Linked DNA regions of Homo sapiens: all the other regions are linked to region 3. The links are chromatin loops, found by intact Hi-C in ENCODE. Cell type or tissue: HCT116. All regions are shown on one strand. Region 1 overlaps NINL (ninein like). Region 2 overlaps PYGB (glycogen phosphorylase B). Region 3 overlaps ABHD12 (abhydrolase domain containing 12, lysophospholipase).

Region 1 (8,000 bases), 270 kb after region 3:
AATGCTATTTAAAAGTTGCTTTAGGCTGGACACAGTGGCTCACACCTGGAATCCCAGTACTTTGGGAGGCTGAGGCAGGTGGATCACTTGAAGTCAGGAATTTCAGACCAGTGTGGCCAGCATGGTGAAACTCTGTCTCTACTAAAAATACAAAATTAGCTGGGCATAGTGGCACACGCCTGTAATCCCAGTTACTCAGGAGGCTGAGGCAGGAGAATTGCTTGAATCCTGGGAGGCAAAGGTTGCAGTGAACCAAGATCACACCACTGCACTCCAGCCTGGTCAAGAGAGTGAGACTCTGTCTGAAAAAAAAAAAAAAAAAAAAAAAAAAGGTTGCTTTAGCTCAGCAAAAAATCAAAATCCTAACAAAAGGGAAACACATCACGGTATATATTTTCAACAGCACTGAAGCTAACAGGCCATGTACTGTGTCAACATGCAGACACCTGTCTATAAAAACACTAACCAAGAGAACTCAGCAGAAGCCTAGCACACACAGCTTTCAACTCTGCAGAACGCATGTGCAGACACAGGAGGACATGAGGACAGACCCTGCAGGGTCACCACAGCATCTTAGTAATACAGTCTGTTCCTTTAAGTTGCCTAAGTTTATACTTTTTTGAAGTGTTTGCACATTTTGCCATTCTGAGTAGTTTTTTTTTTTTAATGAGACAATTGTTGCAATTTATTTTTGTTTCAGTCAAGTGACCTTAAAGGTTGAGGGGAAAAAAAACGGCCCCAGGAGATTTTCTTAACACTCCCTCCCTGGGAGTGCAGTGCTGGGGCCCACTCTCTGAGCTGTCAGAGCCACTGGAGAGGTGTCTCTACCACTGACCCCTCACTACGGTGCTTGCTTTTGTAATTATCTTTTGGTGATATAAAACTTGTATTTCTTGAGTGCTCATCATGTACTGGACACATTCCTAGGCACTTTGGAATTTATCCTTCTGAAGAAGGCACTATTATTACCCATTTTACAGGTGAGGAAATTGAGCCACAGAAGAGGCTAAGCAATTTGCCCAAGGTCACAGATCTGCTAAGTGAACTCACAGTGAGTGATAACGCCAGAGTTGGAACACAAACCTTTACATACTGCCCCATACCTACTAACAGCACACAAGCATATAAGGTAGTTTTGATAGTTTTCTAAAAGTTTTTCCATGAAATAAGTACAGGAATTTGATATCCAAAATACACGGAAAATGTCTCTTCCAGCTCTAAATCAACCTGAAAAGCCCTAGTGTCATGTAAGAATCTGTATTAGTAAACTGAATTATAAGGAAAGAATATTAACTTGCTTCCTCCCCAGAACAAAAAAGCAATACTTCAACCAAACATTCCACGTCCCGGTCCATTCTATCCATCTGTTATAAAACTGAGACACTTTCTCTTCCCCAGAACCTGGGTGTAACCTTTCTAGTTTCATGTTGACTATAAAGAAATAAAAGAATAGGCCAGGCGTGGTGGCTCACACCTGTAATCTCAGCACTTTGGGAGGCCGAGGCGGGCGGATCACCTGAGGTCTGAAGTTCCAGACCAGCCTGGCCAACATGGTGAAACCCTGTCTCTACTAAAAATACAAAAATTAGCTGGGCATGGTGGCACATGCCTGTAGTGCCAGCTACTCGGGAGGCTGAGGCAGGAGAATTGCTTGAACCTGGGAGGCGGAGGCTGCAGTGAGCCGAGATCACACCACTGCACTCCAGCCTGGGCGCCAAGAGCAAAACTCCATCTCAAAAAAAAAAAAAAATTAAAGAATAAAATAACATAGCCTATAAAATCTATGCTGAAAAATCCTAAGAACAGTCTACCCCTTTTCTCATGATTATTCCAACTTTCATATCTGAAATTCCAGCCATGCGATTAGGAGCCTAGAGGCATAACACACAACACTGATGCTCTTCTACGCTCTCTACACGTATCCTAAAGTGCACAGACTCTGACAGAGGCCTGAACATTTGGGGTTTCTATTTCTAAAGAATGAGCCTGCTGTGAAGGTCAGTGTCAACACCAACAATTCAAAGGCCCTAAAAGAGGATTCAGAATTGCCTGTCAACCTAAATGTAGATAAAACACAGCAATCTGAGGAGCCCATTGATGGGAAAATTACCATATTTTGCTATTGCAACTACTTGAAGTCCATGCCAAACAAAATAAACTAAAATAAAATGTTACAATCCTGGGCTGATGCAGTTTCCCCTGAGTCAACTAAAAAGACTTTGCATGGAACCATTTCTAAGTCTGACACACATAGAGTTCAAGGTCTGAGGAGACCTGAAAAGTTTCCAACATGGCGGTGACTAGGGACCCTGGAGCAGACAAGAGCCTGGAGCATCAGGCCATAGCCTGTTCCATACAGCACACCTGTTCCTGGTGGTCAGGAATGAATTCCCTGCAAGCATCCAGTGTAAAAATCACCCAGAAACAGGAACCAATAAGGGAAAGAAACCTGGGAAGGAGTGTGGGGAGTCAGGAAGCAGAGAAACCAGCCACACCCCTGCCCTTCACTGACGTCTGCGCTCAGAGCTGTTTGCCTAAAGTGTATCTGTTATTTGAATGATTCTAGTATAAATGACTGTTTCAAAAGTCCCCTATTTTAAATCACAGAATTTTAGAGCTTTATGGCACCTTAAATTCCCTTGTCCATTATCTCAACTGACTCAGGAAAACTATTCTCACTTGACAATGGAGAAAATGAAGCACAGACATCTGGATCCCAAAGTCATTTCAAGAAACAAAGCTAGTGTCTGTGCCATGGCATGGCTGGGCAAGGGCCTTGTGCCCACCACCGTCTTTTTTTTTTTTCTAGGAGAATGCTTTATTAGGCATAAAAATGCCATTGAAATGCTTTAAAATGCAACAGGAGGAGATGTGAAGACCCAAAGAACAAGTACACAGTGACACATGGCTATCAGAACACACGAAGTAAAGAATCCACACCGCTTCCACCCTTTACCCAGAAAGGGAAGGATCCAGGCCACCTCCTCCTCATGCATGCCCCACTTTACAGGAAGTGTCCACATCTCCCCTCCTAGACAGGTCCTGGAGCTCCTCCTGTTGGACCTTCTGGGGCCATCGGTGGCTAAATATCAGGTTTCTGTTCCTTGAGGGAGGAAACAGAGGAAGCACAGATTGGCATGGTAGATAGAGGTGCAGACAGAAATCCAGTCTGGAATATGTTGAGTTTAATGTAGCTACATGGTATGGGGGTGGAATCCTTGAGTGTAGATGTGGGCATGAGGGGCTGAAAAAATGTCACATGCAAAGCTCCTAGGAGTCTTCTTTTTTCCCACCTCCTCACATAACAGAGCCAGAGAAAAATACAGTATTTCATCAAATTTGAGATGCCACTAATTCTAAGACAAATGATGACGAAAAACTGCTGTCAAAATGTGACCCAGTGCTAAGATGGCATCAGTTTTTAAATGTACCCCCAAGTCAAAAATACTATCAAGCAAAGAAAAAAAAAGGTTTATCTTAGAATAGATGAAATATAGTAAACTTTTTATTGGTTGGAGGTCTTTAGATGGCAGTGAATATAGGACTAGCTTTTTAACTTGTTATTCTGAAAAACTTTCAAATGTATAGAAAATTTAAAAGAATAGGCCAGGTGCGGTGGCTCACACCTGTAATCCCAGCACTTTGGGAGGCCGAGGCGGGCGGATCATGAGGTCAGGAGATCGAGACCATCCTGGCTAACATGGTGAAACCCCGTCTCTACTAAAAATACAAAAATTAGCTGGGCGTGGTGGCAGGCGCCTGTAGTCCCAGCTACTCCAGAGGTTGAGGCAGGAGAATGGCATGAACCCAGAAGGCGGAGCTTGCAGTGAGCCGAGATTGCGCCACTACACTCCAGCCTGGGCAACAGAGCGAGACTCCGTCTCAAAAAAAAAAAAAAAAAAAGAATAGGCCAGGTGTGGTGGCTTGCGCCTGTAATCCCAGCACTTTGGGAGGGCAAGGTGGATGGATCATGAGGTCAGGAATTCGAGACCAGCTCGGCCAACATGGTGAAACCCCGTCTCTACTAAAAAGTAAAAAATTAGCTGGGCATGGTGGCGTGGGCCTGTAATCCCAGTTACTCAGGAGGCTGAGGCAGGAGAATTGTTGGAACCCAGGAGGCAAAGGTTGCAGTGAGCCGAGATCGCGCCATCCAGCCTGGGCGACAGAGCAAGTACTCAGTCTCAAAAAAAACACAAAACAACAAAAAAAAAAACTTGTAAGAATAGTACAAAAAATTCTCCAATACTCCCTCACTCGGCTGGCTTCACCACCTGTTTCCACTTTTCCCCTTTACCACAACCATTTTGTCATTTTCTCTCCCTCACTTCCTCCCTCCCTCCATATCATCTATCTACCCCTGCTCCTCTCCTTCTCCATTTGAAATCGGGTATCAGACTTTGTGCCCCTGTATCCCTAAATAGTTCAAAATGTATTCACTAAGCTCAAGGAGACAGTCACAGTACAACAAACTAGGGAAATTTGACATTTATACAATCCACCATTCAGATCAAATTCTGTCCATGGTGCCAACAATGTCCTTTACAGCTATCTTTTTCACCCCAGTCCAGTTTCCAATTCAGAGACAAGCACTGTACACGGTTTTCCTGTCCCTTTAAACCAGACCATTTTCTCAGTCTCTGTTTCTGAACTTTGAAGTCTTTGGAGTAGACACAGGCAGGGCGTTATGTAGAATGTCCCAGAGTCTGTCTGGTGTCTGCACAATTAGATTCAAGGGTGGCAGGAACACCTGGGTCAGGTGTGTCCTTGGCACATCTCATGGGGGGCACAGATGTCTCATAACTGGTGACAGTAACTGCAATCGCTTGGTTAGCATGGTGACTGCAGCAGGGTAGTCACCTTTATGTGAGTTTGAATTATGAGAAGTTTATTCATTTTTATTTTATTTTACTTTTTTGAGACAAGATCTTGCTCTGTTACCCAGGCTGGAGTGCGGTGGTGCATCCCCACTCACTGTAGCCTCCACTTCCCGTGCTCAAGTGATCCTCCTACCTCAGCTTCTCAAGTAGCTTGAACCACAGGCACATGCCACTGTGCCTAGCTAATTTTTCATTTTTTTTTGGTAGAGATGGGGTTTCAGTACATTGCCCAGGTTGGTCTCGAACTCCTGAACTCAAGAGATCCTCTCACCTCAGCCTCCCAAAGTTCTGGGATTACATGCATGTGCCACCGTGCCAGCCTGAGAATTTTAAGTGGTGAAAGTCTACAATGATAAGAGTCTTACTTTATGTGCACAGTTGGAAATAATAAAAATTCAGTAAGAATTTAAAATGTATCAAGAATTGCTTCGCTTTAAAGCTGTGCAACAGTGTACACTATCAAGTACAGTTTAAAACTTTTGCCACAGAGCAAGGCCTGGCTGGTCTTGAACTATGCAGGCTGTGGACTGTGTCCACTTCAGACCTGCCCCTGCAAACATCCTGCTTGACACAGTTTCCTGAGGAACCGTACCAGAAATCAGTACAGGCCATTAATGTAGATTGTGGGGTTCCGAAATTGGGCATCCACGTTTCTGTCCCTACCCAGAGTTGGGGAAAATCTCAGCCTGTCACTTACCTTCATTTGGGGCCTTGGAGAGCAGTGACAACGTTGCCTGAAGCAGGGAGCTAACTGGCCGGGCTGCAGCCCGCCCTCTGGAGTCCCTGCTGGTCATCCCAGGACCGTGGGTACTCAGTTTTACTCACTGGTCCACATGGAGACACGCGTCCCCAAGTCTGTTCAAGGCCCTGCCGCCTCTCCTGTGTTGGAGACCTGGCACGCTACCCACTTCTGCCTGCCTGGTTTTGTCCTCCTCCCGAGCATGGCTGGAAGTCCCAAGGCCACGTGGCCGGACAGTCCAGCACATCCCTCCTCAGGTCACTTGAGTACAGGACAGGCAGAGGCCTTCCAGATACAAGGAGCTCTCCCTGGGGTTGGGACAACCTACTCAAAATCTGCACCGAGCAGACTCTCCCTGTTGATTTTTAAATAATTAATAGCTGTTTACTACATTCCTATGCCCTTGAAACGAAAACTCCAAGTTAGTGAATATTGCACTATATTGACTGATGCTGGTTCTCATGTTTAGGGTCTGACACCACCCATGACTCTAAGGGGAACCTGGAGGTCCTCTTTGTGAATAGAGCTCCTGTGAGGTCCATCCTGGCGGGGGAGCCCACCACCCCTCTTTGTGTGGGGCCAGCAGAAGCTCGGGGCTTACTACTGTCCTAGTCCCAGGAACAGACTCATTTTTCTGAAATATTTTCTTTTCTTTTCTTTTTTTTTTTTTTGAGATGGAGTTTCACTCTCGTTGCCCAGGCTGGAATGCAATGGCGCGATCTCGGCTCACTGCAATCTCCACCTCGCAGGTTCAAGAGATTCTCCTGCCTCAGCCTATGGAGTAGCTGGGATTACAGGCATGTACCACCACACCTGGCTAATTTTGTATTTTTAGTAGAGATGGGGTTTTTCCACGTTGGTCAGGCTGGTCTTGAACTCTCAACCTCAGGTGATCTGCCTGCCTCGGCCTCCCAAAGTGCTGGGATTACAGGCGTGATTTTTTTTTTTTTTAGACGGAATCTCACTCTGGCGCCCATGGAGTGCAGTAGCGCAATCTTGGCTCACTGCAACCTCCGCCTCCCAGGATCAAGCGATTCTTCCATGTCAGCCTCTGGCGTAGCTGGGATTACAGGTGTGCCCCACCACACCTGGCTAATTTTTCTATTTTTGGTAGAGACGGGGATTCACCATGTTGGTCAGGCTGGTCTCAAATTCCTGACCTCAAGTGATCTGCCCGCCTCAATCTCCCAAAGTGCTGCGATTACAGGTATAAGCCACCTCGCCCGGCCCTGAAATGTTATTTCCATGGGCGCACACACGCACACAAAGCCACAAAAAGCAAAGCACAATTCATTAAGTCCTTAATACTCTTGCTTAAAAATGGAATTTGATTAGCTGGGCGCAGTGGTTCATACCTGTAATCCCAGCACTTTGGGAGGCTGAGGCAGGTGGATCATGAGGTCAGGAGACCGAGACCATCCTGGCTAACACGGTGAAACCCCGTCTCTACTAAAAATAGAAAAAATTAGCCGGGCATGGTGGCGGGCGCATGTAGTCCCAGCTACTCAGGAGGCTGAGGCAGGAGAATGGCGTGAACCTGGGAGGTGGAGCTTGCAGTGAGCGGAGATCGCCCACTACCACTCTAGCCTGGGTGACAGAGCGAGACTCCATCTCCAAAAAAAAAAAAAAAAAAAGGAATTTGATCAAGCAGTAAAGCTCAAGCAAAATTAAATTAAATTAAATTAAATGGAGTCATGCACATGCCTGTAGTCCCAGCTACTTGGGAGGCTGAGGTGGGAGAATGCTTGAACCCAGGAGTTCAAGTCAAGCCAGGCAACACAGTGAAACCCTGTCTCTAAAACATAAATAAATAAAATAAAAATGGGACTTTGAGCTAACAGTCCTCATACTGCTTCTCAACCAGCATGTGTAGACAGGATCACATAAGTCACAGCTTTTCTCTAGCACTGAAAATACCTCATCTTCTTGTTAAGGTAAAGAAATGATATAGTCCCTCGGAGGCAGTAAGGGATGTTGGAAACCCCACTGTGTTGGGAGGCACAGCAGGGGACATGGAATTTGCAGAGCCTCTCCAGACCGGAGCACCCCTGACCTCCATGTGACCCTGAGTATGTTATTATCCTCTCTGACCCTCGCACTCTCTGTGTGTGAGATGGGGGCAACAGTACACCCCGGCTCAGCCTCCTGCTATGAGTACTCCGTGAAAGAATTTAACAAAAACACTGAGAACAGTGCCTGGCACCTACTGAATGCTCATTCAAAATTTAAAAACAAAACACCAGGAGACCTGAGCTCCATTTCTGGCAGCCACAACCAGTGCACAAGTCATGCACGGGGACTGGGCACAGGTGACACGCTACCTTATGGTGAGGCTCACACAGCCCCCACGGACCAGGCACCCAAAAGCCTGTCCTTCCTGTCCC
Region 2 (8,000 bases), 54 kb before region 3:
GAAGACATTTAATGGATTCTCTGAAGTGGTGGCAAGGTGGCAAGGAGAGTCCAACCTGAAGCTGCAGAGCCTGGGATTGCGCTGCATGGAGAAGAAAGGGTGTGCGTGATTCCACGCTCCTTTTCATCCTGGCCTTTCCATTCGGTCTGTGCAACTGTGGGCTTGGGCGGATTTCTTTGCCATTATTGGCCTCAGTTTTCTCATCTTTAAAATGAGGGGAATCAAGCTGGTGATGTTTCCGAAGTCTGTTGCCATTCTGAAATGTTAGAGTTAAAATGTTTCTATTTCATATTGAATTGACATTCCATCTCTATCCAGAGAGAATTTGAGGATGCTTATGCTAGATACAGCACAAAAGGTTCACATTAGAAGGCCTCAGAGTGAGGGTTGGGGTGGGACAGTGAGGGTCAGGACACAAAACACAGACCAGGATCCTGGCAGTGAAAGCAGCCCATGCCCAGTTATGAGAGTCACGGGATCCCTTCTATAACATCCTGAAAGGACAGTTGCACGGTTTATTCTGTGGGCCTTTGTGAAGCTGTGTTGTCGATGTGCTGAGCCACTGACCTGCAGCACCCCTGCAGTGGATGTAACAATCAGTTTTTGAGACTCTTCCCATAAGCTCCTGGCATGACTACAACACAGATTAAGGAAAAGCAGCTCTACCTTGGGGCCCACACTGCTGTCCTAAATATTCCTAATGAGATAAACACAATGAAATACGATTAATCTTTTGGTTTGGCTGGACCCAGGAGTTAAAGAAGATGATCTAGAGAAGTGTTTTGCAGACCCTTCTGCTCTGTGATCCCCACTTCTGGGATTTGTTTTAATTAGTCAGTTGTGGTACCAGCCTCCGGAATCCTAACACTCCCAATTTTTCTGATGTATTTCCACTTTTATGTGTGAAGTTGAGCTTGCATCTCCTGGGCAGGCTTCCCTGACAGCAGATCGCTCAAAGTCATTTTCTCTGACCAGTAGCTGATGGTGGGTGCTGTTTTGTGTTGCTGACAGCTAGCCACTTGGAAGGTAGGCCTCAGCTGTCATTTTAGCAGATGGAGAAGCCTACAGTGTGTGCCTTCATTTTCTGCAGAAGACAGCCTGGCCTCTGCCCTTGCAGGCTGTGGTGGCTGGTTTTATGTGTCAACTTGGCTGTTGTGCCTAGATAGTAACGTGGATGTCCCTCTGGGGGGGTCGGGGGGTGGTGTTTCCCACACTGACTGAGCATCTTACAATTCAGTTCCGTTCTGATGCTGTCTACCTAGATGTAGCCTCGGATCCCACAGGCTAAAGGCTCAGTCCCACAAGACTTCTCCACCCCAGATGTCAGTTGCACATCAGGACCTCCCTTCTGACCTCTGACCGACAGCCTCCTCAGGTTTGATGATTTGCCAGAATGGCTCATGAAACTCAGGGAAACACTTCACTTGCGTTTACCAATTACTTACAAGGAATACAACCCAGGAACAGCCAGATAGAAGATATGCAGAGGGCAGGTCTGAGGGAGGGTGCAGGGGCTTCCATTCCCTCTGCAGGTGCCACTGTCCCAGCACCTCCAGGATTCACTGAACTGGAAGGAAGCTCTTCCATCCCCTTCAGTTGGGGATTTTATGGAGGCCGCAGTTACCTAGTGTGATTATTGGCCATTGGTGATGAGCTCAGCCTTTAGCCCCTCTCCCTTCACTGGAGGTTGGGGCTGGCGGGAGGGGTGGGCCTGAAACTTCCAACCCTCTAATTAGAGCTGGTTCCCCTGGCAGCCAGCCTCTGCCCTGAGGGGCTTGCCAAAAGTCACCTTTTGGTGACCACATCAGGCGTGGTTGAAAGGGACTTGTTATGAATAACAAAAGACACTTCTTTCATTTTTATTGCTCTTATCACTTAGGAAATTACAAGGGTGTTAGGAGCACAGGCCAGGAAGAACAAATAAGTATATCTCATTACATCACAGTTTCACAGCCTCCCATGGGGGAAGGCCTTGCAGAACAAACCCTGCCACCAGCTACCTTGCACCAGAGCTGCAGCTTGCCTGGGTCTCCAGCCTGCTGGCCCACCCCACTCTGTAGGTTGTGGCCTTGCACTTCAGAATCACTTGAGCCAATTTCTTAAATCTGTCTCTCTCTACACATACCTTACTGTTCTGTGTCTCTGGAGAACCCTGACTAATCCACAGGGGCCGTGGTGGCTTTATAAAATATGGCCGGGCGTGGTGACTCACACCTGTAATCCCAGCACTTTGGGAGGCTGAGGCAGGTGGATCACCTGAGGTCAAAAGTTCGAGACCAGCCTGACCAATATGGTGAAACCTGGTCTCTATTAAAAATACAAAAATTAGCCGGGCGTGGTGGTGGACATCTGCAGTCCCAGCTATTCGGGAGGCTGAGACAGGAGAATTGCTTGAACCAGGGAGCCAAGACTGCGCCATTGCACTCCAGCCTGGGCAACTCTGCCTAAATAAAATAAAATAAAATAAAATAAAATAAAATAAGGTAACCGACCTCACCTCCACATCTCAGCCATATTTCCTTTTAAACTTTATGTGATTTCAGACCCTTAAAAAGTTGCAAGAATAATACAGAGATTTCTTGTAATTCCTGTTGACGCTTCATCCGGATTCCCCAGATGTTAAACATTGCAACACACTTGTTAGGTCATTTTGTCGCTGTAAGTTCATTTTTCTCCGAATCATTTGAAAGTAAGAACCAGCCTGACCAACAAGGTGAAACCCCTTCTTTACTAAAAATACAAAAATTAGCCAGGCATGGTGGTGGGCGCCTGTAGTCCCAGGTACTTGGGGGACTGAGGCAGGAGGATTGCTTGAACCTGGGAGGAGCAGGTTGCAGTGAGCTGAGATCACGCCACTGCATTCCAGCCTGGGCAACGGAGCGAGACTCTGTCTCAAAAAAAAAAAAAAAAACTGAGTCATAGCCTTGTTGCCCCTTCACCCCCAAAAACGGCAGTGAGTACTCCGGAAAAACAGGGAAGCTCTCCTACACACCCACAGTAGAGCAGTTAAACTCTGGACATTTTAATCAACACAGTGCTGTTGTCTGCAAATCTTTTCAGTGTCACCAGCTGTCCTGCTTAATAAATACAAATAAAATGCAATAATACAATTGTAAAAAATACAAATAAATAATTGGGAGAACTTTAGAAGTCTTTTCAGATTATATCTTTTATTATTATTATTATTAAACGGATCAAAGCTTTAAGCCATTTGGAAATTCAAAGCATCCTAAGACATGCAGCAAATAACCGCAGGAGATAGGAGCTGGCTTTTTCTCACCCATGCAGAATGGCATTCTTAGGATACGGTGAAGGGAAGAGAAGTGAACACAGATTTAGAAAGGTAATTGGACAGTAAGAGAAGTTCGGTTAACAGTGTCTTCAACAGTACCTTGAGTAGGAATGACATGTAATTTTAGGTATAGGTAAGTGGCATTTCTCGGCCTACAAACAGTTAAAATGAAAGATTAAAGTAGTGTTTAAAAACGATGACTGGTAGCTCACTAGGTATAAATATAGTTTGACACGGTCCAGATCACTTAGTGTAAGTTGATTAGGCTCTGTCAGTGATAAGGAGAAGGCTCCCATCGCTTTCTGGCTCTGGATTAGTACTGAATAGACTTTTTGTGGAGCTTAATTGCATAGAAGGCGGGAGACAGTGACTTGTGGCAATGTGTGTCATGGAGTGTAGAAGGAATTTGTTTACTACAGAACCAAGTGATCTCTTAAGATCCCCATAAGTTCTAAAGTTCTATAATTCTTTTACATTTGACATTTTCAAAATTGAGCAAACAGACCTGTGTTTGAGTCGTAGGTACTGGAGTGAGAAGGAAATCCACGATCCACGTTGAGAAGCCTGCCCACTGTTCATGGGAAGCCAAGTTTCCCTGGCAGTTAATTCATTAAGAAAGTACCGTGTGACATCACAGGCTGGGAGCTTGAGAGATGTGCTAGCTAATCCTCACATCCTTACAGCAGATACAGTAGTGGATTATCAGATTGCTCTGTGAGCAACTCCCCAGAAGCCCCCTCAGACACAGTGGAGTGGACACTGTGACACTGTCAAGGAAACCAAAGACCAACCTCAGCGTCTGGCAGGTGGGAGGCCCCTCAACATCTCTCCTCCCACAGGACCTCGGTTCCCCTGGATGGTATCTGAGACTGCTCAGCTCACCAGCAGGAGCCAGCAGGTCCAGCCCAGGGAGGTGGCCCCTTTGTGTCTGGAGGGGCTGGGAGCCCCCGCTCCAAGGCCTGGCTGGTGGAACGTGGTGCCCACTGGCCTCTGGCTGGCTCAGTGGCCTGTGTTCCTGTGTCTTATCAGGGCCAGCTCTGTCCATAGTGCCTGGGTGGCAGGGAGGGACACTCTGCCCTGTGAGTCACTCTGTGCCCATGTAGGAACCAGTAGAGGGCGGCTGGTCTGAGGCATGCTGGCACCGACAGAATCGAATACACAAAAGGAGAGTTGCTGTGCTTTCCTGGGGACAGGAGGGGACCGGTTTCAGACCAGATCTGCCTGTAGAATGAGGCTCTTCATCTTGGTGAAAGCAGCCGCCCAACTCTTTTTTTTTTTTTTGAGGTGGAGTTTTGCTCTTGTTGCCCAGGCTGGAGTGCAGTGGCGCGATCTCTACTCACTGCAACCTCCGCCTCCCGGGTTCAGGCGATTCTCCTGCCTCAGCCTTCCGAATAGGTGGGATTACAGGTGTGCACCACCACGCCCAGCTAGTTTTGTATTTTTAGTAGAGACGGGGTTTCATCATGTTGGCCAGGCTGGTCTTGAGCTCCTGACCTCAAGTGATATACCTGCCTCAGCCTCCCAAAGTGCTGGGATTATAGGCATGAGCCATCACACCTGGCTCCAGCTCTTTCTTTTGTTTCCCTGAATGTTGGGAAAGTTCTTTCTTTTTCCACCAGAGTATTAAGACACTAACGTTAAATGAAGACTCTAGTTAAAAATCCCTTCAGAAAAGGGAGAAAAAATTGGTGGTCTCCACAGGCCCAATTCTGTGAATCTCTGTCTGTAAAGAACAAAATGAGGCTCTGCCAGTTGGTGTTACACTCTCTTTTCAGAGTCTGTTAACTCCTAAGGTGTCTTTAGGTGATTGGTATTTGGTGTACTGTTCGTGTTGATCATATTTTCATCTATTTTTGAGCTTTATGTTTTTCTATTATTTGCCTGGTTGTGTAGGCTTTGCATGTGATAAACTCTGTTAAAAAAAAAAAAGTGGAGGGCCTGGCTTGAACCCAGGAGGTGGAGGTTGCAGTGAGCCAAGATTGCACCATTGCATTCCAGCCTGGGCAACAGAGCGAAACTCTGTCTCAAAAAAAAAAAAACAAAAACAAAAACAAAAAACAGGCTGGCTTTAGGCTACTTAACACTTGTTATGTCATATTGCAAGAAGGGACCATGGTAGAAAGATCAATGGCCCAGTTCAATCCCAGGCGGCAGGGCCTCCTTAGAGCAGAGCTGCTGAGCAGGGAGGTTAAGGGATCGTGTTGGCATTTTCAGGCTGAAGCAGGTGAGTCCAGTTCTCCAACCAGCGCTCCCTGAGCAGGGAAGCCCTGTTCATGGTTGCACAAGAGGAGCCAGAGGGGAGTGAGTGGAAAGAGGCTGTCCTGCAGCAGCAGGATTTGGGGTCATGGAAGAGCTAGGTCCCTAGGCTGTTGCTTGGACAAAGCCTATGCCTTTACATGGTTTTTTTCAGAACTGCCACTTGGCAACTTTCTAGGCTTTGCATTTCTCCTTGAAAAGTCTGGTATGGTGAGGGGAACCAGCCTTGCCTGAGTCCTAGCCTAGCCCTGTGCGAGCCCACAGGTGAATGTGGTCCTCTCAGAGGCTGAGTGACTTGCCCAGGTCACCCAGCTAGCCAGGGCAGGGAGCTGGGATGAGACCCCAGCCTGTACCATTCAAGTCTGCATTTTCTTGGCCAGCTCCTCCAGCAAGCCTCTTTTCAGTTTCATGGTTTTCACTCTGAACCATATTAAGGTAAAAGCAAAATAGACACATCTCAGCAAATGATGAAAGTTCTTAAATTGAAACAAGTTGCAGAAAAACCTCAAAGCAGCAAAACACATTGCAGTCCCCAAGGACAGAGCCTGTGGCCCGGCAGGCCCTGGGCAGTGCCTTGGGGGCTGTGCTTCAGCAGGAGGCTGCAGAACCCTCGATGTCTGCATGCAACCTGGACAATTGGAGACGCACAGGCTTCGAGTCTAGGCCCAGCACTTCCCGTGTCAGTCCTGTCCCTTACAAACAGAGATAATCAAGCTCTTGGGACATAACTGGTAAACTTTTTCCCCACAGTAGAAAAGTTCTAAGTAGAAGTTAGGAACTTTTGCAGAGAGAGCAAACTACAACCTAAAAATCCACATTTTAGCCAGGTGTGGTGGCATGCACCTGTAGTGCCAGCTGCTTGGGAGGCTGAGACGCGAGGATCACTTGAGGCCAGGAGTTTGCAGCCAGCCTGGGCAACATAGTGAGACCGTCATCTCTTAAAAAAAAATATACATTTTTAGTTAAAGGCAAAGTAAAAACATTCTGGTCATGTTCCTGGCCTGTCAGCTTTTTATAAAACCTCTTGTTAATACTTGACCCACAGTATTTTCTCAGATAGCCAGGGTCTAGTTGGGCTCAGTATGATTTCGCACTGGTTAATAAACCCTGCCTGGACAGTGCCTGTGGCTTCCTCTGCCAGAGGGGGGAGGCAGGTGCTATGGAAACCCCATAGAATATTAAGTTCGTTCAAATGTAGTGTAAATAAAATCCAGCATGATGAAAGTCCACAAGAGGCCTGACTGTGAGTGACAGCAGCAGTAGTTGTACTTATAGCGGCTATGAGGACTCATTAATTATGCTGCTGTAATTCCTGTGACGTAAAGGACTTTGGAATTTATACAGTAATGTAGAAGCCTATATTCAAATGATCAAAAAAGTAAAAACAGGCCATTGAAGACAGAGCTATCATTTGTGTGTGTGTGTTCTTTCAATTTGTAGATTTAGGTATTTATAGAGTATTCTTAAGTTATGTATTAAAAACTTTATGGACCTCACCGACGACCCATGTAGAATTCCAGGGAATCACTACATGGTGCCGGTCAGCGTGGTCAGCTATCTCCACTGTCAAGTTGCTGCCGTTTCCTTTCTGTGCTCCTCAGCAGGGTGTCGCTACATCCACCCCACCCTCAAGGTGGCAGACAGGGAAGTAAGCTCCTCCTCCTGGAGTGAAGAATATCAGAAAGTGTTTGGCCCCTGGTTAAAACCACCAAAGCAATTAGTAAATATTTCAGGGGAGATGTTGGCTGTGCACATATCCTGTTAGTCCTTGGAGTTGTGCCCACTGATCTTAGCATTCAGCCCTGGCCGCTGCAGGCCCGTGGATGGCCATGAGAAGTACTCGGTAGAGAAAGTAGGGCACCTAGAACCCCGCTCAGGGCCCAGGAGGCACTGCATGGGTGGCCGTCCTTGATACAGCACCTCACTGGCATAGAGCTGGCTCATGTGGCAACCCCAAGCCAGCCAGCCAGCAGGCATCAGCCAAGAGACTTCTGCTGGGGAACATGGATGCATCCATTCAGCCGTCTGTGCTGCGTTCATTGGTGCTTCACGTGGGTGCTAGAAGTTGTGCTCAGGGCTTTCCATTGAGTACTTGAAGACATGGCCTGTGTTACATCTGTGTTAGAGATGTGAAGTAACTTGCCCAAGGGCACATGGCTGGTAAGAGGCTGAGCTAAGTGCAGACCTGGGTCTGTCCAGTTCTGGGTGCCTTGGCCCCAACCACCAACCTGCCCTGCCTCCCCACACATCATGGAAAGTTAGTGTGTGTTCATCCAGGGACTGGAGGGTCAGGGAAGAGAAGGCCGTGTTGAGGAGGGGTCTCCTGGGTGGGCTGCTTTTGGGGGCTGCGGTCAGCAGGCTGCCTGACAGAGCAAGCCCAGTTTTTGTGCATGGGGTTGACATAAATGAAATCCCGAGTGGGGGCTTGGCTTCATGGGTCGTGTCATCTCTG
Region 3 (8,000 bases):
CCCAAAGTGCTGGGATTACAGGCATGAGCCACCACGCCCAGCCTACTTCCCTCTTTTTTTAAAGAAATCAAAATTCATGATATAAAAATGTCACAAAGACAATATCAATACAATCTGAAAAAGGTTTAAAAAAAGAACCCTTAACTAGAATACTTAACTTTTGGTTTACCTAATAGATTTTTAACAATAAACTTTGTAATATATTTCTATAACCAAACACAAATCAAATGGCTGAGGCAAAGTCATTTTCTGATTAAGTCAGTATCAGCAGGGCTCAGTGGCTCACGCCTGTAATCCCAGCACTTTGGGAGGCCAAGGCGAGCAGATCACCCGAGATCAGGAGTTCGAGACCAGCCCGGCCAACATGGTGAAACCCCGTCTCTACAAAAATACAAAAAAATTAGTGGGGCATGATGGCGGGTACCTGTAATCCCAGGTACTCGGGAGGCTGAGGTGGGATAATCACTTGAATCCAGGAGGCAGAGGTTGCAGTGAGCTGAGATCACGCCACTGCACTACAACCTGGGTGACAGAGCAAGACTCCGTCTCAAAAAAACAAAAACAAAAAAAAAAAAAAGAAGAAAAATCAACCAGTTAATATCACTGTTTTAATATGTGTTTTGGTTTTCACAAACCATTTTGAAATAAAACAACTCTATGGACAAAAACTATGTTATTTTAATATTGCTTTACTTCTATAATCTTTTCAGATTTCTTATTTCTTTCTGTTACAGTTCTTTACTTGCCCCCTGGCCCACAATTTTTTTTGTTTTGTTTTGAGACAAGGTCTCACTCTGTCACCCAGGCTGGAGTGCAGTGGTGCAATCACGGTTCACTGCAGTCTTGACCTCCCCAGGCTCAGGTGATCCTCCTAACTCAGCCTCCCATGTAGCTGGGACCACAGGTACACGATGCCACCATACCTGGTCAATTTTTGGATTTTTTGTAGAGACAGGGCCCTGCTATGTTGCCCAGGCTGGTCTCAAACTCCTAGGATCAAGCGATCTGCCTTCCTCAGCTTCCCAAAGTGCTGGGATTACAGGTGTGAACCACGGTCCCTAGCAGGCTTTCCCTTTTTAAAGACCTGTTTGCTAGAGAATGACCCTAAATACACTGAATTCCATCCTATTTGATTACTGTGACTAAAGAGGCTCATCCAGAGGTTCTCAGAGTTTTTCTAAATAGGAAAATTAGTTCCTGTCCCATAATACTCACTTTTCATCATTTGCAAATTTAATTCCACTACTTGTAATAGGATCAAGGAAGAACCAGTCAAACCCAGGGAAGTATCGATATATCTGGAGACAAGATGGAAACCATTTTCAGAAGCGTTGGTTAAGATATCCAGGCACAGGTCAAGGGTGCAGACAGTTTAAGTTCAGAAATCTATAAGGCGTTGCCCATAACTACCCTACCTAAGGGAGCAGGGGTGACATTGCCAAGGGGCCACCAGAGCTGTGCCCTGGCACCTTCTGCCCTGGCCGTGTCCTGGCTTTGCTGCTAGGAACAGAAGAATCACCCGCCAGGCCCCACAGACTGGCATGGCAGGGGCTGCCCTGCAAATGGGGCTCCCGCACCTCCCAGCCAGGCCAGAATCCACCCCAGAAACCAGTCTTCCCGCAGACACCAGGGCCGCCACCCCTGAGAAAGTGGGGTCTATGGACAGTTTCCTCACACAATTTAAGAAAAGCAGCACCAAAAAGTAAGATAAGATAAAAGGCTCTTCTGGTTGGTAACAGAACAGCATGAGGCCAGCATGGGCTGACACAGGCCCGAGAATCCATGGCCAGTGGGGAGCACAGGGATCACAAACCAGAGTGAGAAGGAGGGGAAAATAACTGGCTAGGTTTTAAGGGAAGGTCCAAGGTTCCATTCCCAGCTGGGGAGGGCACAGGTTGGGTGGGGCCTGGCTTACCCAGAATTCCCACTGGGGTTCACCTGGGCCTTTCCCCAAGATAAAACTGGAAGGCCAGACTCCCTGGTCCACACAGTCCAGCCCCCCAAGCACTGTCTCATACACAGAGAGGGGGGCACCCCCAGCTCCACTCCTGAACAGGAAGGCAGGGCTGTCAATACAATGCAGTCGATGACACCACGTGAGCCCGGCCTCCACTGTGTCCAGCTGCCCTCAAATGACCCAATTATGACCTGTCATTTCACCTGGCTGCAGGTTATACTTCTTGGGCAGCTCTGTGGCCAAAACTAGTATTAATTTTTAATGAAATCTGTATTCATTAGAATATTTAAATAACAATTTTTAATAATTATTATAATGTATCCTGTAATTAGTTATTTCTATAATTTATCTTAATAATGAAAAGTTAATTTTTAATAAAATCTGTACTTGCCACTGAAAATGGATGGCTCTTAGCTTCTTCGCGGATATTAGTGAATGGAGATTCCAATATAAGGGCATCTGGAGGCGTCTCTAGATAAACAAACAGGGAACTGAGAGGTAGGCAGGAAGCCAGCGACATACATGTGGCCTGTGGGGCTCTGAGGGGCCCCCAGAAAGCACAAGGAGACCACAGCGCCTCCCACCAGGCAACCACCTCGGCAGGCCTCAGATAGCACCAGGGGTGCCCGCCAGGGGAACAGAGATGGCTCTGGTCACTCCTAAAAAGCAGACTTGCTGATGCGGCTCTGGGGCCAGACCTGTGTGTGTGAGGCTCCCCAGCTCCTCAGGTGTATCATGGGAAGGGTGGCTGGTCAGCCCCGGGCCCCCCAGAATGTGCAGCTCATGCTGCTCCATGAGGACGCTGAGCACTTGCAGCAGGGCCGGGACTGGGGAGCACCCTGAATGCTCACTGCCACGGCTGGGGCCCAACAAGGCACTCACCTCGCTCACAGAGGCGCCGCACCAGATTTGTCGCCACGCTAGGAAAAAAGAAAAACAGCTTAGTTGAGTTATGATAAAATTGTTTGAGATGATATGGGCCTTATGCTGGAAAGTGCTCAGAGGAGCCATGGGGTCTGTGAAGCTACTGGAGTTTCAGGACAGAGTGGGGGAAATGGAGATCCCTCTAGCACTGGGGGTGACCTGGCTGCCCCACCATCAGCTGACCCCTGCAATGAGGGCTGTACCCACAGCCAGTCAGCTTGTCCCCGAGGTGTGTCCTGCTGCCTCTCACTGCCCGTACACTCCCATTGGCCGGGCCGCCTGTCGGCTGGGGGTGGCCAGCGTCTGCCTGCACCTCTCCTGGAGCCCACCACACCCAGGGCCTCTTGCCATCCCAGGACCACACCTGGTGGACCACGCAGACGGCCAAAGGGATGGCTGGTGCCCCCCACCCACTCCTCTCCTGATGCTTCCCAGCCTACAAGAGGCCATTCAGGTGTTGGGAGAAGGGCTGCCCCGAAGGGAAAGGCAGCAGAAAGGGAATGGCAGTGAAGGTCTGGGGACTGGGGCCCTGAGAGCAGAGGTTCCCGCAGAGACGTGGACCTCGCATCAGCAGAGATGACTCAGGCTGCCCACAAAGGGAGTGTGGAAGTACCTCCTGTCCTGGCCTCTGTGAGAAGCAAACCACCCACTGTGCCCTCCCTCAGCTCTGAAGACGCTTCTTCCTCAGAGCCAAGTCTCCCTAGGGAGACCCCTCGACCTCCACTGCCTATGTCTGTCCTGAGCCACTTCCTGGACGAGGAGCTCAGATCCTTTGGAGTCTCTTTGTAACTTCCCCTCCTGCCTCTGCCATGGGGATGGGAGCGAGGCTGGTCGGGACTAATGGTGCCACAGGGTTTGCAGGGATGGTGGACTCTCTAGATCCAGGCATGGGAGTCACCAGGAATACTGACTCCCACTAAAGGCTGCCTCCTGCTGGGGTCCCTTACCCAGTGCCCAGAGAGTGGCCCCAGATGTACACGGGGTTGTCACCACTTCTTGCTTTGATCCAGTCAAAAACGTGGAGTGCGTCATAGGTCATGCCCCGCTCAGATGGCGTTCCCACTGAGTCACCCCAACCTGGGAGGGAGAAACGGCAGGACGGGGAGGTCAAAGGCAGCTCACAAAACCTGGACAAACACACCTCCCCAAGGGGGCCCAGGGCCAGGAGGAGACAGGGAGGGGCCCGCTTGGCCCACCCTTCCAGAGTCCACAGACCCACCCAGGCCACTGGGCAGAGCAAGCAGTGGGGAGAACGGGCACAACCCCACATCCCCACCAGCCCTGGGGAAGGCAGCCCAGCAGCAACCCTGCCCTGCCCCTGCTGACTGCACAAACCAGACATCCCCTCACAGGGTCACTCTAAGTTGGTGAGCTGCACATTTGAATGGCAACTAACAGCAAGCTGAGTTAACAGAACAGATCACAGAGCTTCAGAGCTGGCACCGGCATCCTCAGGCCAGGGCTGGGACTTGCCCCACCCTCTTGGGCAGGGGAGTGAGCTCACTTCTCCCTCTCTCTTTCTTAACAGGCAAGCTAGTGAGGTCTAAGGCAGTGAAAGCCTCTGCCACCACCATCCTCAGCTCTACACTTCTCCCCCATCCCCCAGCAGCATCCATGTGTCCCACTCCGAGCCCTGACGAGCAGCAGTGCAGATGGCGTGGTCAGATGAGCAGCCCCCGGGGCCGCTGGCTGGACACCAACCTCCTCAACGCCGAAGGCTTGGTCAGGGGCAGGACAGGGAGTGGAGTCCGGAGGCTCCCAGAACAGGGAGGGCATTTCTGGGTTCAAGGCAACCATGACCCAGGAAGGGGAAAGGGGCTGTTTCCCCTTAGGGTCTAATTAGCATCTTGTTTCCATAACAGAAAACACTACCATCTCTGCCCCCCAAAATTACAACCTCCCAAGGGTCCCTCCCCCAGTCTCCAGCAAAGGTGGAGTGCAATTATCTTTCCAGCAGCCCAGCAGTGAGTCATCATCAGATGATCTGAAAGCACCACAAAGGTCAGAAAGAGCAGGTTGTGCAGTGTAAGCAAACAGTTAGTGCAGAACTTGCTGTTTCCCGACTCAGACACTAGAGGAGGGAGGAGGCCATGCAGAGGGCTAGGGCCAGGCTGGGAGGCAGGGGTATGGGGACATGAGACAGAAAGAAAAGAACAGAGACAGGGACAGGAGACAGAGACAGACAGGAAGACTGAGAGACAGGAACAGAGAGGCACAGAGACAGGCAAGAAGACTGACAGGGACAGACAGACAGGCACAGAGACAGGGACAGGAGGCAGAAGGATGCGGACAAAGAGGCAGATGCAGTGAGAGAGACAGAGGGACAGTCGGAGATGGAGCTGGCAGTCTTGGTGCCAATTAGAAACGTAGACTCCACGAGAACTGAAACAGAAAGTGCTGCGTGGGATTTCATTTCCTGACAGAAGTGCGGGGAGATGAATGGGAAGAAGCCACTCATTCTCCCTCTCCTAAGGTCTCTAGCATGCAGCAGAAGAGAACCAGTGTCAACATGGAGAGAAGGAGAGGGCAAACCACTTCCTTGCTCCTCATTCTGGAGTTTTTCCCAGCCCACAACTGTCATCCTGATGGAACTTTCTTCCCTGTGGTTGGCAGCATGGTGGCCCCCAAAAGTGTCCATGACCTAATCCCTGGAACTTGTGAACGCGTTGGGTCACATGGCTGGGGAATGAAAGGTATGGAAGGAATGAAAGCTACTAACTGCTTGCCTTGAGATGGGGGTGATCCTGGACAAGCTGGGTGGGCCCAAAATAACCACAAGGGTCCTCATCAGAGAAAAAGGGAGAGGAGTCAGGGTCAGAGCCAGATGACCTGGGACTCAATCACAGAAGGGCTGTGAGCCAAGGAACACAGGTGGCTGGAAAGGGCAGCCAGGCATTCTCCCTGAGAGCCCTGCTCCCACCCTGATTCCAGCCTGGGGGCTGCAGATTCTGAATTTCTGACCTCCAGAACTGCAAGACGCTACATGTGTGCTGGTTTAAAGCACTGTTTGTGGTAACATGTTATAGCAGCAAGAGAGAATTAACACAACCCCCACATCCAGGTGACAGCCTCTCTCCTTTGTCCCTCCCATATCTCCTCTTGGTCTGAGGATAGACACGCCACCTGCCCCCACAAGAAGGTGAAGGCAGCCAGCCACGTTGCCATCAACTCTTTAATCTCTCCAGCTGAGGACTACATGGTGGAATACACTTTTTGAAATTTTTGAGACAGGGTCTCGCTCTGTCACTCAGGCTGGAGTGCGGTGGCATGATCTTGGCTCACTGCAACCTCCGCCTCCTGGGCTCAAGCTTTCCTCCCACCTCAGCCTCCTGAGTAGCTGGGATTACAGGCACCTGCCACCAGGCTCAGCTACTTTTTTTTGTATTTTTAGTAGAGGCGGGGTTTTGCCACGCTGCCCAGGCTTATCTCGAACTCCTGGTTTCAAGCAATCTGCCCACCTCAGCCTCCCAAAGTGCTGGGATTACAGGCGTGAGCCACCGTGCCCAGCCAGAATACACTTTAAAACAGTCTCGCAGTCAGTTGCAATGGCTCACTCACACCTGTAATCCCAACACTTCGGGAGGCCAAGGTGGGCAGACTGCTTGAACCCAGTAGTTCAAGACCAGCCTGGGCAACATGGCGAAACCCTCTCTTAAAAAAAATAAAATAGCTCTCCCTCTCCCCACGGTCTCCCTCTCCCTCTCTTTCCACGGTCTCTCTCTGATGCCAAGCCGAAGCTGGACTGTACTGCCGCCATCTCGGCTCACTGCAACCTCCCTGCCTGATTCTCCTGCCTCAGCCTGCCGAGTGCCTGTGATTGCAGCAGCGCGCTGCCATGCCTGACTGGTTTTCGTATTTTTTTGGTGGAGACGGGGTTTCGCTGTGTTGGCCAGGCTGGTCTTCAGCTCCTAACCGCGAGTGATCTGCCAGCATCGGCCTCCACAGGTGCCGGGATTGCAGACGGAGTCTCGTTCACTCAGTGCTCAATGTTGCCCAGGCTGGAGTGCAGTGGCGTGATCTCGGCTCACTACAACCTCCACCTCCCAGCCGCCTGCTTTGGCCTCCCAAAGTGCCGAGATTGCAGCCTCTGCCCGGCCGCCACCCCGTCTGGGAAGTGAGGAGCGTCTCCGCCTGGCCGCCCATCGTCTGGGATGTGAGGAGCCCCTCTGCCTGGCTGCCCAGTCTGGGAAGTGAGGAGCGCCTCTTCCCGGCCGCCATCCCATCTAGGAAGTGAGAAGCGTCTCTGCCCGGCCGCCCATCGTCTGAGATGTGGGGAGCGCCTCTGCCCCGCCGCCCCGTCTGGGATGTGAGGAGCGCCTCTGCCCGGCCGCGACCCCGTCTGGGAGGTGAGGAGCGTCTCCGCCCGGCAGCCGCCCCGTCTGAGAAGTGCGGAGCCCCTCCGCCCGGCAGCCGCCCCATCTGGGAAGTGAGGAGCGTCTCCACCCGCCCCATCCGGGAGGGAGGTGGGGGCCAGCCCCCGACCGGCCAGCCACCCCGTCTGGGAGGTGGGGGGCGCCTCTGCCCGGCTGCCCCTTCTGGGAAGTGAGGAGCCCCTCTGCCCGGCTGCCACCCCGTCTGGGAGGTGTACCCAACAGCTCATTGAGAACGGGCCATGATGACGATGGCGGTTTTGTCGAATAGAAAAGGGGGAAATGTGGGGAAAAGATAGAGAAATCAGATTGTTGCTGTGTCTGTGTAGAAAGAAGTAGACATAGGAGACTCCATTTTGTTCTGTACTAAGAAAAATTCTTCTGCCTTGGGATGCTGTTGATCTATGACCTTACCCCCAACCTGGTGCTCTCTGAAACATGTGCTGTGTCCACTCAGGGTTAAATGGATTAAGGGCGGTGCAAGATGTGCTTTGTTAAACAGATGCTTGAAGGCAGCATGCTCATTAAGAGTCATCACCACTCCCTAATCTCAAGTACCCAGGGACACAAACACTGCGGAAGGCCGCAGGGTCCTCTGCCTAGGAAAACCAGAGACCTTTGTTCACTTGTTTATCTGCTGACCTTCCCTCCACTATTGTCCTATGACCCTGCCAAATCCCCCTCAGAGGAACACCCAAGAATGATCAATAAAAATAAAATAAAATAAAATAAAATAAAATAAAATAAAA

The links. Peaks named below come from ENCODE experiments on the same cell type or tissue, not always from the same donor. Only the 100,000 strongest peaks of a DNase experiment are listed, where the experiment ranks them.
Region 1: a loop joins it to region 3, with 4 times the contacts of the local background. A loop is called at or near these places in 2 of 110 quality-filtered maps.
Region 2: a loop joins it to region 3, with 2.8 times the contacts of the local background. A loop is called at or near these places in 21 of 110 quality-filtered maps.

The regions. Positions count from the first base shown.
Region 1 is chr20:25,571,563-25,579,562 of GRCh38, forward strand. All of the region lies in intron 1 of NINL (ninein like), which reads right to left. Among named protein-coding and RNA genes, the nearest start is that of NINL, 10 kb to the right of the region's middle. RefSeq lists a silencer at 7,551-7,845. In HCT116, a CTCF peak has its summit at 3,070; no DNase peak of the experiment used is centred here.
Region 2 is chr20:25,251,178-25,259,177 of GRCh38, forward strand. The region is part of intron 1 of PYGB (glycogen phosphorylase B); the gene reads left to right. Among named protein-coding and RNA genes, the nearest start is that of PYGB, 7.1 kb to the left of the region's middle. In HCT116, no CTCF peak of the experiment used is centred here; no DNase peak of the experiment used is centred here; H3K4me3 peaks cover 555 bases; H3K27ac peaks cover 1,228 bases.
Region 3 is chr20:25,305,618-25,313,617 of GRCh38, forward strand. ABHD12 (abhydrolase domain containing 12, lysophospholipase) reads right to left here. Exons shown (of 13, transcript NM_001042472.3): 7 at 3,829-3,958; 8 at 2,840-2,877; 9 at 2,349-2,428; 10 at 1,216-1,298. Among named protein-coding and RNA genes, the nearest start is that of PYGB, 62 kb to the left of the region's middle. RefSeq lists enhancers at 3,573-4,772, 4,617-4,736. In HCT116, a CTCF peak has its summit at 4,954; DNase peaks (open chromatin) are centred at 3,444, 3,914, 4,314 and 4,894; H3K4me3 peaks cover 2,127 bases; H3K27ac peaks cover 3,290 bases.